3 separate regions of the Homo sapiens genome follow, and all the other regions are linked to region 1. The links are chromatin contacts, found by Hi-C in ENCODE. All regions are on one chromosome and are shown on one strand. The core of a region is the stretch at or near the end of the contact, and the rest is flanking DNA. Distances in the headings are between cores, read along the strand shown. Region 1 holds the start of VPS13A (vacuolar protein sorting 13 homolog A). Region 2 holds the start of C9orf85 (chromosome 9 open reading frame 85). Region 3 holds the start of CEMIP2 (cell migration inducing hyaluronidase 2).

Region 1 (3,651 bases), core at 1,097-3,596:
AAATTTTTAAAGCATAAACAGATGGAGCACAGGGCTCTGTGAAGTTAGATCAGTAAAAGTCCCATACCTATAAAACGGCCATCTTCTACACTTGTTCCTCCAGGACATCTTCTGCTTCAACAGCTTTGTGGTCTGCTTCAACAGCTTTGTTATCTGGCCATCTAGCCTGCTACCACAATGCCCATGGGGAATGATAAGGACAAGCAGCCCACCAATGACATTTACTTGTGGACAAAAGAATTAAGATTAGGAGAAAAAAAAATTCCAAGATTACTACCAGTACACCAAAACTTTAAAGACGAAGAGCTGTGGCATGGAAGGTATACATAAAACTGCAAGTCCTACTTGCAAAGTTAGAGATTTATTGTAAAGTTAGATGATATTGCAGTTTGGGGTCATTCAGATGCTCTCCCCCTCTTTTGTTTTTCCATTTGATCAAACAATGAAGTATAGCATTTTAATTGTGATCTAGAGAAAGAATAACATACACTGACATACTTCCTAATTTGAAACTCGAGTTTTTATGGTAGTCATTGGGCTTATTTTTCAAGGTACAACAGAAATTTGGTTTAATGGTTTAATGAGCATACCTTTTACATGATGATGTTAATATATTTTTGCTTACAAACTTCCTTAGATGGATTAAGCAATGCAAAGACTGAATGCAAAATGTTGTCTTTTAGTATTTACAAAGCATGTTCATATACATCTAACACTAGATAAGAATTCGGTTACAATATGCATCCACTTATTTCTAACTCTTCCTCAGCAGAATTTTTTTTCATTGCTTTATGCTTATACCTCTAACTTTTCAGCAACATCCCTTCCCCTTCCTCACTTCCACAAAATTTTCCTAGATCGTAGAAAACTAATATGAAAACGTTTGCAAGATACTTAAGATGGATTTTTGGAGTTCTGGAAATTCTTGTAACTTTGAATTTGCAGCGCTAGATATAACAGCGGAATTTTGCAGCTACTGTGTATCTGGCTTCTTATTAATAGTGCAATGGCAAAATGCCTCATTATGTAGAGCTCTTCCCCTTCCTAGGCATTTTAGCCTCTATTCGTTTCTCCGTGCAGGTATTCTGAAGCAGACTGTTAGCTGAATGAGAGAGAAGCAGGTGGGGTGGTAGCCAATCAGAAGGGCCAAGTTCCAGTTCTTCCACAGAACATTGGTTGTATGACCTTGCACACATCCCTAACACTTCAGCTTCATTATATTTAAGACTAGGAGGTTGGAGACCTCATAAAGGTCCTTCAAATATAAAATTATATGAAAAACATTCATAAACTCAGGTAAAAACTTACAGTTTTTGTCAGGCATTCTACTTGCAAAGGCACACCCTAAACATTTAATTTTGAAAAGTCGGTGACTATGCACAAAAAGTAGTAAAATGACACAGGAATTAATAGAAATCCATCATTATTCATTTAACGTGTAAAGAGAAAACGCTCAATGTACACTTTTTCGGTCCTGCAGATGATTAATTACAGTTCTCTAAACCTCACATTTAGCATCTCTGTGACCTCAGGCCTTTGGGATTACTTCTAAGTAAGACCAAACAGGTCGAAAGATCTGTAATTGTAATTTATTTTAGGTCAGTGGTTCGGTGGAGGCATAGGGGTCAAGGGTCCAGCACTCCCAGTATTTCTTGGAGGGTGTTCAGCAGTTTCCAGACCGGCTGACTCCAACTCTTATCTGCAGGGAAGCGTGTTACTCTTTGGAATGAAAGACAGCTCCGTATAAATGACTTGACCAAAAATGGGTGCTCATCTCAGATGCAGGGCAGGGACTATGTAACTCCATCCTCGACTCGCAGCAGGAAGTTAACTCCTCCTGAGAGCCAGGCGGTCGGAGGACCAGGCGGGGAGGTTACAGGCACCAAGACACCCAGGCTGGCTGGACCCTCCCACCCTGTAATGATGAGGGGAGATGCTCCCTGGGACAGCCCCCTTGAAGCTTCTGGCGACGGGGCTGGGATCCGCCCACCCTTACTCAGGGGCGAGCCCTGTCATACGCGTGGAAGCGGCCACCACCTTCTAGGGGGAGGGGCGTTCCCGTCGGGCGTAACCGCCCCGCCCTGGGGGGCCGCTGGGGACGCTGATCTGCAGGAGGGGGCGGGGTCGGAAAAAATCCGGTAGCTCCAGACCGGTGTCCCGTTGCCAGGCGATGGGGAGGAGGCGGGGCCGACAGGAAAGAGGAGCCGGGCTCGGCGCGAAAAGGGCACCCTCCAGAGCCGCGGCCGCGCAGCCGCCTTTCCTCCCTCTCAGGGCTGCGCGCCCAGGTCTGCGCCGCGCTCCGCCTCCAGCCGCGCGCAGACTTGCGCACGCGTCGTGAGAGCGACCGCCTCCGTCTCTCGCTGGGCTCGCTAGGGCTGCGCGTTGGGCCAGCGGGGGCGCCGCAGCTGAAGCCGCCCCGGAGCCGGTGAACCGAATTACCTCGAGGGAGGGGCGTGGGGAAGGCGGCGGGAGGAGGAGCGCACGGGCCGGCTGCCGTGCCCACCACGGCTGAGGAACATGGTTTTCGAGTCGGTGGTCGTGGACGTGTTGAACCGGTTCTTGGGGGACTATGTGGTGGACTTGGACACGTCCCAGCTCTCTCTGGGCATCTGGAAAGGTAAGGAGGCCGCCGCCGCCGCTCCCCGGCCTCTCGTGCTTCCCGGCCGTCTCGCTGCCCGAGCGGCGTCCTGCGTTCTCGGGGCTTCGAGCACCTTGCTCGCCGGGTGCAGCCACCTGCCGCCGCCCGCCTGTGGGTCAAGTTACGTAAAGCCGGGCGGCAGTTCCCTGGCCTCCGCCCTCGAGTTGTTTATATTTTGGGGGAAAGGAGAGGGTCATGAGTGCGGGATGAAAAGGTCTATATTTTCCGAGCGGAGCGGACTTGCCGTGGGCTCCGTGGGTCTGGCGTTCAAGTCCCGGCGAGGGGCCGTTCTCTACCCCTGGCCCCGCACGGTCCGGCTTTAGCCGCGCGGGGCGAGGAGGCGAGACGACGCCTTCCTGGGCTGGGTCCCATCCCTGTCCTTTGCCCCCCTGGGTTTATGACGAAGGCCCCAGAAATCCCCCGCGTGTTGCATGCTGCCTCGCACGTGAAGGCAGGGCGCTGTGACCGGGGACGCCCGCTTCCTTGCTTCCCCAGCCTCAATTCCTGGCTTCACCCGTGGTGCTTTCTGCTCTCCCCCTTCCGGCCCTAGGACCCGGACGCCGGCTCTCTCTCGCCTGGGTTCGGCGGATAACAAAAAGGAAACTCAAGTGCAAAGTAACTCAAACAGTTGCTTGTGTGGTTGCAGTTAACAGCCTGACCTAGGAATGTGTAACATTTTCAAGACTTTAGGATATGTGGGTCAGAGTGAATTGCCGAATTTTAAAGAAAAACCAGGGCGTGCGGTGCAACGTCTCAGACCTGCAAAAGACCGGGCTGAACAGGGCCCTACGCTGCCTAGGTGGTGAAGGACCGAGCTTTCCTTGTGTCCGTTTAGTGTGGTATTCTGCCTTAGTGAGAGCCTCATTTTTAGTGTTTCCATCTGTTTTTGCATTATGCGCTTGTTTATTTTAAACACCCGCTAGAAATTAGACTCCTTTGTGAAATGAATTTCCCAGGCCAAAGTGAGGGTTAATTTTGTGTGTGAAGTGTGTGTGTTTAAATATATATTTAAA
Region 2 (3,919 bases), core at 761-3,260, 5.3 Mb before region 1:
CAAAGATTTATTAGAGGCATAAAAAAATTCCAAATGAATCATCTATAGATCAAGCATCATATATCACAAAAAGTATTAAACAGGAACACATTTCATAAACAGCGAAATTTAAAGGTCACCCTCTGTATTCCGTTATTCATCCTTTTGCTTACCAAATCTACTTCACACTGACTTAAAGCATCATTTACAAAAAATTCTCTTCTGGCATTGGCAGAGATCTCACCAAAGATCAAAGATCTGAACTTTTTTTTTTTTTAAACAAAAACCCCAGGTTAAATACACTCTTTCCTTCACGAGAGCCCCCACACAGTACAATCTAATTTGACATAACTTTGTTTCGGGGTTAAAAAAAATCCCAAACAAAACCTTTAAATTTTCCAATTCAAAAACGATTCCTGATAAGCCTACCTTAGAGTTCGAAAACAAATAAGATTAAAGCCCAACCATCTAAAGAAAAAGAACCCTACGACAGCCCCACCGGAATACACAAATCGCCAAGCCCCGTGCAGATTCAATCTAAAATCGCGCCCGACAGAGATATAAGGACATTCAGGAGAAAGCTTTTAGGCACCCGCGAATCTCTCAGTGCGCCAGTGAGGGGAATGGGAACCTGACCCCATCTTTTCATCCACTGAGAGAAAAGCAAAGGAAATGAAATGGAACCCTTCTCTTCACCGAGGAGGACCAAAGACCTTCTTAGAGTGTCGGTCGGTCCTCCCTCCCCCACCCCCTGACTCCGGCCGCTCCACGGACCGCAGGGACTGTCCTACCGCTCCCCTTCACGCAACCATCAGAGAATCCTCTCAAAAACACAGACCCGATGAGGAGTGGCTTCCCCGCCTTTCCCCTGTGCCGAGAAGGGATCCCGGTCGCCAACAACAAAGACGCTTCCCGCTCCCCTCCCCCCGCCGGCCCGGGCTCGTCCCTCCCGCGCTGCGGCTCCCGGCCTAGCGCCCCCTCCCCGAGCCGGGCTGCGGCGTCCCCAAACCCCGAGGCCGCACGCACCTGCACCTGAGCGGCCCGGGCCGAAGCGCCGGGCAGAAGGGGTCGAGAGAGAACCGCAGCCGACGCGCTGTCCTCCACAAGGCGAGATCCGCGCTCCGGGCGCCGTCCGACTCTCTCCGCCTGCAGACTGGCCCGACAGAGGAGCGGGGACCAGGGCTACAGCCCCCGGCGCCGGGGCGAAGAAGGACGGCGGCGCCCCAGGGGCCCCGCTCACGCTCCCGAGTCTCGCCTCGCGCCGGCCCTGCTCCTCCACAAGAGCTCGCGTTCTGCTGACTAACGGCCCCGGTGCGGGGCGCTGGAGCGGCCGCCGCTGCCCGTCGGTTGCTCTCGGGCCTCACGTCCCGCGCGGCCGTGGTCGCAGCCGCCGCCGCCACCGCCTCCCTTTCTGGCACTGCAGACGCCACCCAGACCTAGCCAGGTCTTCCTTCTCTTTAATCCTGCTTTCTTTGCTCCTCCTCAGCCTGCCAAGCGCGAGGCTCGTTCCGGTAGCGGGAGGAAGACTGGAGGGGAACGGAGGGGACGAGCACAATCCCCACTGAGCCAGGAGTTGGCCACTGACTGGAGGAAGGTGCCAAAGCTGACCCCGGCTCCAGCCTACTAGCGGGCGGGGGGAGAGACGGAGCCCAGCCTTGCCTCACTTCCACCAATCAGAGGCCGCCCGGCAGGGTGGGAGGCGCTCTGAGCTCAAGGAGAGGCTGAGCTCGCTCAGCAGGAGGCGGGGATTGCGGAAAAGAAGAACCAATAGGAACAAAGGTTCCCCGCCCCTTTGATTTGATGGACTACACATTCGGGCCAATGGGGGAATTCTCATTTCGAAGAAAGTGGGACTTGTTCTCCGGGTTTGAGAAAGAGGCTGCGCGGAGCCGGAGGGGTCGAGGCTGCGCCGCGTGGAGTGGCTTGGCTTAACAGCAGGGAGGGCAGAGCGATGCTCTTTGACCTCCCAGAAGAGTCACGTGGGCTGACCCAGAGCCGGGGCGGAAAGGCTGCGTTTGTTTCTTCCGGGTCATTGACAGAAGCGTCAATTCCTGGGAGTAGTTCGTTGGTTTTCTTTCCCCTCATCCTTTTGCCTGCTCCCGGCGAGGGGTGGCTTTGATTTCGGCGATGAGCTCCCAGAAAGGCAACGTGGCTCGTTCCAGACCTCAGAAGCACCAGAATACGTTTAGCTTCAAAAATGACAAGTTCGATAAAAGTGTGCAGACCAAGGTAGGAACCTGCCTGTTGCACCGTCTTTGACTCCAGGAAGGAATGGCTCACTGGAGAGGGGAGAGAGGAAATGAGAGGAGTCGGCTGGGGCGAGTGTGGACCGCAGCCCAGAGTTAGTCTTGGCTGCAGTGCAACTCTTTCTAAAATGTTATTCTCACGCCCTTTCTTTGACCTGGACATGTTGTCTCCTGGTAAATATTTGATGGTCAGCACACTTAACTAATTGCACAGAGTGAACAGGACCCTAATGAAATCTAAGGTGCAGATGGGGCAGTTACGTCGTTCAGCGTTCCCATCTGGATCACATTAGCAGAGGGAAACGAGGATTGTGGCATGAGTGGCTTTTTCAAATTTTACACCAAGTTTATGCAGCTACGATTTTTTTTTCCAAAAACCCCAAGCCCATAGAGGAAATGTGAATGATTAAGCTGTCTTAGGCTGTCCTCACTAGTATTGTGTGAAATTTCTGTTTTGTAACAATTGTTTTGAAGATAAAAATATTTGGTTAATGTAAAAATACTTGTTTTGCTGTTTATCTTTAGCAGGACTTCTGTAAAGTCCTGCTAAAAAATTCAGACTGTCTAGATAGCCAGAGGACTTGGGTTGTATATAAGTACTAATTTGCAGGCCGGGCGCCGTGGCTCAAAGTGCTGTAATCCCAGCACTTTGGGAGGCCGAAGCGGGTGGATCACCTGAGGTCAGGAGTTCGAGAACGACCTGGTCAACATGGCGAAACTCCATCTGTACTAAAAATACAAAAATTAGCCGGGCGTGGTGGCGGGCGCTTGTAATCTCAGCACTTTGGGAGGCCGAGGTGGTGGGCGGATCACCTGAGGTCAGAAGTTCGAGAACGACCTGGCCAACATGGCGAAACTCCCAATCTGCTAAAAATACAAAAATTAGCCGACGTGGTGACGGGTGCCGGTAATCCCAGCTACTCGGGAGGCTGAGGCAGGGGAATCGCTTGAACCCTGGAGGCGGTGGTTGCAGTGAGCTGAGATCACATCACTGCACTCCTGGGCGACAGAGCAAGACTCCGTCTCAAAAAACAAAAACAAAAAACTACTAATTTGCTCTTTGCTGTGAATCTCTCTCCCTGTCTCCATAGCTGTATGGAGAGAAAATCATTGACAACAGGGGCATATTAGGGGCCAGCATCACTCAGATAAACCTAATATTCACAAAAGTTATGGAGCTCAAATTTACTAGGTGTGCGGCTTGAGTGAGTTGTATAATATTTAATTTCTCTGAGCCTTACTTTGGTCTCAAATGCAAATTTGTCAGGATTGTTGGGAGGCGAAACTATATGATTATGCATAAATGGCCTAGGTCATAGTAAGTGTTCAATAAGTGATTAATTTCCCGACATTGATTGGGAAAGCAAAGTCATCTGTTTTTGGTAACCTGTGATCTCCTTTTCCTTTCCTCTTTCTTTCTTTGCTTATTCTACAAATATTTAATAAGCACCTTCCGTGTGCAAGGCCCTGTGTTCATAGGTATACCGTGTTCAAAAGAGCTGACTCTCCCTTCACGGAGTTTATAGTTTCTAGGTGATATGGGCAAAAAGAAAGCAGAAAGATAAGTAAATACAAATTATGATAAATATTGGTGAAGGGCAACACAGCTCAGTAAGGGAGAATAAGGAAGAATATTTTAAATTAAGTGCTCTCCTTTCCCCCACTTAGGTTGAGAGGTTTTTCAGAATGAAAAC
Region 3 (3,735 bases), core at 481-2,980, 5.4 Mb before region 1:
TCAGAATTCGCTTCTAATCTTAGTTTTCTGAGCCTTTAAGCACACATACATCAGAAAAAAACAGCGTCAGGAGGACTGAACAGAAAGCCAGAAGACAGATTTCCAGTTCCGCCCAAACTGATCCTCTAATGCAGGTACACAGAAGCTGGGGGAAGTCATTTCGGTGTGAAGAGAAAAGCACTCTAAAGTGCTACCCAATGTTTACTAAGCAGAGGACATGCCTACTACACATTCTTCTGCTTTGCCCAGAAATGCAAACTAAAAAGAACCCTTTGTATAGGTAATCAGACCCACAACCACAGTATGATACCCAGACCAATTCTGAAAAGAACAAGCGTCCTTCAAGGGTCAAATAAGCATTAGTAGCTCCATTCTAGCCAACCAAAGAAAGATAAGGCTAACCATTTTAAAGGTGTTTTTTTAACACTGAGCCATTTCCAACAGATTTGCCTGGCTGCTCTGGGGAGTCAGGCCTCCCTCAGCTCAGGTGAAGCCTCTACCCTTTCCCCTCTCTCTAAATTCTTCTCACTTTTTACCGGGAAGAGCAGCACATCTCAATACATGCAACTGTGCAGCAGCGCATCACTCTGTCACACTGAATCAAGGGGAGTGAACTCAAGGCAGTGAGTAGCTCATGTGCACAATGAAAGTTTTAAAAATTATTAGGCAGTCTATCCTTAATCCCAACTGCTGATAAAAGGAGATATATATCAAAGTCTGTTTTCCTAACCTGCGGAGAATTCAAGTGAGCTGTTTCCGCTCCAGGTCGAAGTCTGGTGACACTCATCAACCCTCAGCAGAGAGCATCCAGGGAATTCAGGACCTTGGTTTTATCGCTAAGGGTGTAGCCACTAGTGCTATTAACAGCAGCACTCTGGGTCCTCACAGAGAGGGCCCCCCTCCTTTACCAGGATCTCCCAACTCTGCAGAGAAAAGCTGGGAATAGGGTCCAGGGCTAAGGCTATTCCCCAGATTTAAAGGAAGCTGTACACGATTTTAAAGCCTCACCTTACCTCAGCTAACAGAGAGGCAGGGGGCGGAGGGCGGAGGACCCACCAACCCAGGGGAATTGTAAGGAGACAAAGATGACCCCAAACGCACAAGCGCGCGCGCACTGAAGCCCGGACTGCAAAGCACATTCCATCAACCTTTCACTGTAATCGGCTTACTGTGGGGTTTATCCCCTCACCCCATCCCTCTCCAGAAAGTTTAAGGCTGTTCGCACCGACTTTGAAAGGTCCATTGTTCCCTTCCCCGTAAACGTAATGAAAAGAGAGAGTGGAGAGAAAGAAATCAAGACACCGTTCCCGAGGACCCTTTCTTAAGAAGAGAGGACTGACTCCTGGGGAGTCGGGTCAGTCCCAATCCAGAGATGAAACCGGGAAAGGAGGCGCACGGGGGAAGGGCGGGAGGACGTTTTCCTTTTCGGCAGAAATGCCCAACGCCGGAGCCGGCCAGGCCGCCGGGAGCAGAAAAGGTGGGCGAGACCCGGGTCTGCGTCCCCGCAGTGGCCCCCGAGGGCAGCAAACGAGGTGGAGCGGGGTGGGGGGGCGGGTGACCGAGTCGCTTCTTACCTTCCCCTACCCCGCTTAGCGTCCGTTAACTCAGGTGCCTACACAGCGGTCCAGGGAGACGGAGAGGAGTCCCTGGCGTCCTCGGGTCCAGATCTCCTCTCCATGGCCAGGAAGCCACTCGATTGCCGGCGCCCGCAGCTGCCGCTCGTACTCAACTGGCAGCCGCAGCCTCTGCCTGGAGGTGAAATACTCTCCTCCCGAGAGTGACGCGCACTTCCCTCCGCCTCCGCCTCCTCCTCCTCCTCCTCCTCCTGCCCCGAGCCTCGGGGGCAGGGGCCTCGGCTCGCTCTCTCCCGGAGCCGCCGCTCGGCTTTCTCCGTTCCTTCCCCTCCGGGAGAAAGAGGAGGAGAATCGTGGCCCGGGCGGCGCGGGCCTGAGCGTCCCCGCGACAACAGGGGAGGAGGCGGCGGCGCGGGGCAGAGTGGGGTCCCAGGAGTCGCTCTTGTCCCTGGTCGGCGGGCGCCGCGGCTTGCTAGGGTCGCGCTCAGCCTCCGCCGGCCAGACAAGCAGCCCGGCTCGGCTGGGCCGGGAACTGTGGATTGGGCGGGCGGGCGGGCGGGCGGTGGAGAGCGAGGGAGGCGGAGGGAGAGGAGGAGCCTGCCATCAGAGGAGGCGGTGGCCCCGCCCGGCCCCTCCCGCCGGCCCCGCTCCCCGCGAGCTGCGAAAGCGGAGGCTCAGCGCCACTCGCTGCCGCGCGCTGGAACAGCGCCCGAGCGCACTGCCGGCGGGGCAGAGCCCCAGCCAGCGCCCCCCGCTGCGGCTGCAGGCTCCTACCCTTCCTGGGCGCGCACACCCGCCTGGCCGAACCGGAGCCTGTGCCTCCAGCACCCCCAGATAAGGCTGGTACTGCGCCTGTCACTCCCTGGCTGAGCCTGACACTGCGCCCCCAAAGTCCCCTGGCTGAGCGTGACTGCACCCCATCAACCCTCGGCTGCGTCAGACTTTGAGCCCCATCACCCGTAAAGAGATTTCCACACTCCCACAAATGTTCTGAGCGTCCAGTCACAGCCCCTACCTGGCCAGGCGCGAGCGCCAGGTTCTCAGCGCTGTCAGAAGAACCAGCCTGCTCTGGGACACAGGGCAGCTCTTCTGGTCCCTTGGAGCAACCCCAGCATCCCGCTCGCAGGCCGGAATAAATATACTTAGGTCTTCCCACGCCCCCTACCTGCGCCACTCTGGAGTGGCGGCCGCTTGCAGAGGTGGCGCCGAAAGCCACGCCCCGGCCCACCCCAGTGCCAAAACGCCGCTCTGAGGACACCGGCACCGGCCCTGAAGCAGCCCTGCCGCCGCCACCCTGCCCCCTCGCTGGAGCTGCTCTCACAGCCTTGGCTCTGGGTGAGGGCGCGGCCCGGGCTGGATCACTCAGACGCACGAGGTCCCGAGCTAGTGACAGCTGCAGGACTGCCAAATCCGGGCCGTCGTCATCCTCGATTTAATTGGAATTGGAAGTTTTCCCTCCAGGAAACTCTTTCAGTGAATAATATACAAGGTAGGATAGTTTAGTTTTCAGGGTTGTTCATTCCTCCTCCCTCAACAAACTCAGTCCTGTAACCGCGACACACCCGGCAGTGAAGGGGAATCCCCTATTTCAAGGGTATTAGTTCAGGACTTTGTATAAGAAATTACTGTTTCCAAATCTTGGCTGATGATAAGAATCCCCTGGGGCACTTAGAAAAAATTGGATTGCCAGACGTCGCGCAATCTACTGAATCAGAGGTATCGGGAATATGTAAGTTTGGGAAACAGGGCTAGAATGCATCCTCTAATTAATTAAAGCCTTGGAAAGATGCCTCCAAAACAGCAGCGCGAGCTAGTGCTGAGATCTTACAGAAACTTCACCCAGCTGCCTTTGAGAGCCGCTGTCCCTTCTGGGATAGGCAGGGAGGAAAGGTTTTTAAAATAAGGAACATAGTTTTGAATAACAAGATGGAAGGGACAAAAGACTGTTTTCATGGTCCAAAGGTGTTTTGGATTGTGCTTAATAAAGATAGAAACTGTGTCACCCGTGTGCTAGGCTGAAAAATGTTCCCTCCCCAGAGATAACAGGTTCTAAGTCCTGGAACTTGTGCATATTACCTTACATAGACAGAAGCAGGGCCTTCGCATATGTGATTCAATTAAGGGTCTTCTTGAGTTGGGGAGATTATTCTGGATGATCAAG

The links. A loop is a pair of places that touch in the nucleus more often than their neighbours do. Pooled maps may share reads with other maps.
Region 2: a map of B cell shows a loop between it and region 1 (23-fold over the local background). The contact joins the promoter of C9orf85 here to the promoter of VPS13A in region 1. A Hi-C loop is called at or near these places in 3 of 168 maps with a recorded cell type or tissue (B cell, CD8-positive, alpha-beta T cell and naive thymus-derived CD4-positive, alpha-beta T cell) and 9 of 50 pooled maps.
Region 3: a loop to region 1 is called in a map of naive thymus-derived CD4-positive, alpha-beta T cell, with 11 times the contacts of the local background. The contact joins the promoter of CEMIP2 here to the promoter of VPS13A in region 1. A Hi-C loop is called at or near these places in 1 of 168 maps with a recorded cell type or tissue (naive thymus-derived CD4-positive, alpha-beta T cell), 1 of 37 single-sample maps with no recorded cell type and 9 of 50 pooled maps.

Annotation. Positions count from the first base shown.
Region 1 is chr9:77,175,188-77,178,838 of GRCh38, forward strand. It overlaps VPS13A (vacuolar protein sorting 13 homolog A), which reads left to right and starts at 2,347. Exons shown (of 72, transcript NM_033305.3): 1 at 2,347-2,617. The coding sequence starts at 2,518. It overlaps VPS13A-AS1 (VPS13A antisense RNA 1), which reads right to left and starts at 2,730. Exons shown (of 2, transcript NR_026668.2): 1 at 2,440-2,730; 2 at 1,569-1,719. RefSeq lists silencers at 1,975-2,304, 2,066-2,360, 3,343-3,512 and an enhancer at 2,066-2,360.
Region 2 is chr9:71,909,629-71,913,547 of GRCh38, forward strand. C9orf85 (chromosome 9 open reading frame 85) reads left to right here and starts at 2,011. Exons shown (of 4, transcript NM_182505.5): 1 at 2,011-2,208. The coding sequence starts at 2,107. It overlaps ABHD17B (abhydrolase domain containing 17B, depalmitoylase), which reads right to left and starts at 1,565. Exons shown (of 4, transcript NM_001025780.3): 1 at 1,006-1,565. RefSeq lists a silencer at 1,089-1,328 and enhancers at 1,779-2,088, 2,159-2,208, 2,219-2,278.
Region 3 is chr9:71,766,783-71,770,517 of GRCh38, forward strand. CEMIP2 (cell migration inducing hyaluronidase 2) reads right to left here and starts at 1,731. Exons shown (of 24, transcript NM_013390.3): 1 at 1,575-1,731. RefSeq lists enhancers at 1,389-2,070, 2,071-2,752 and a silencer at 1,826-2,495.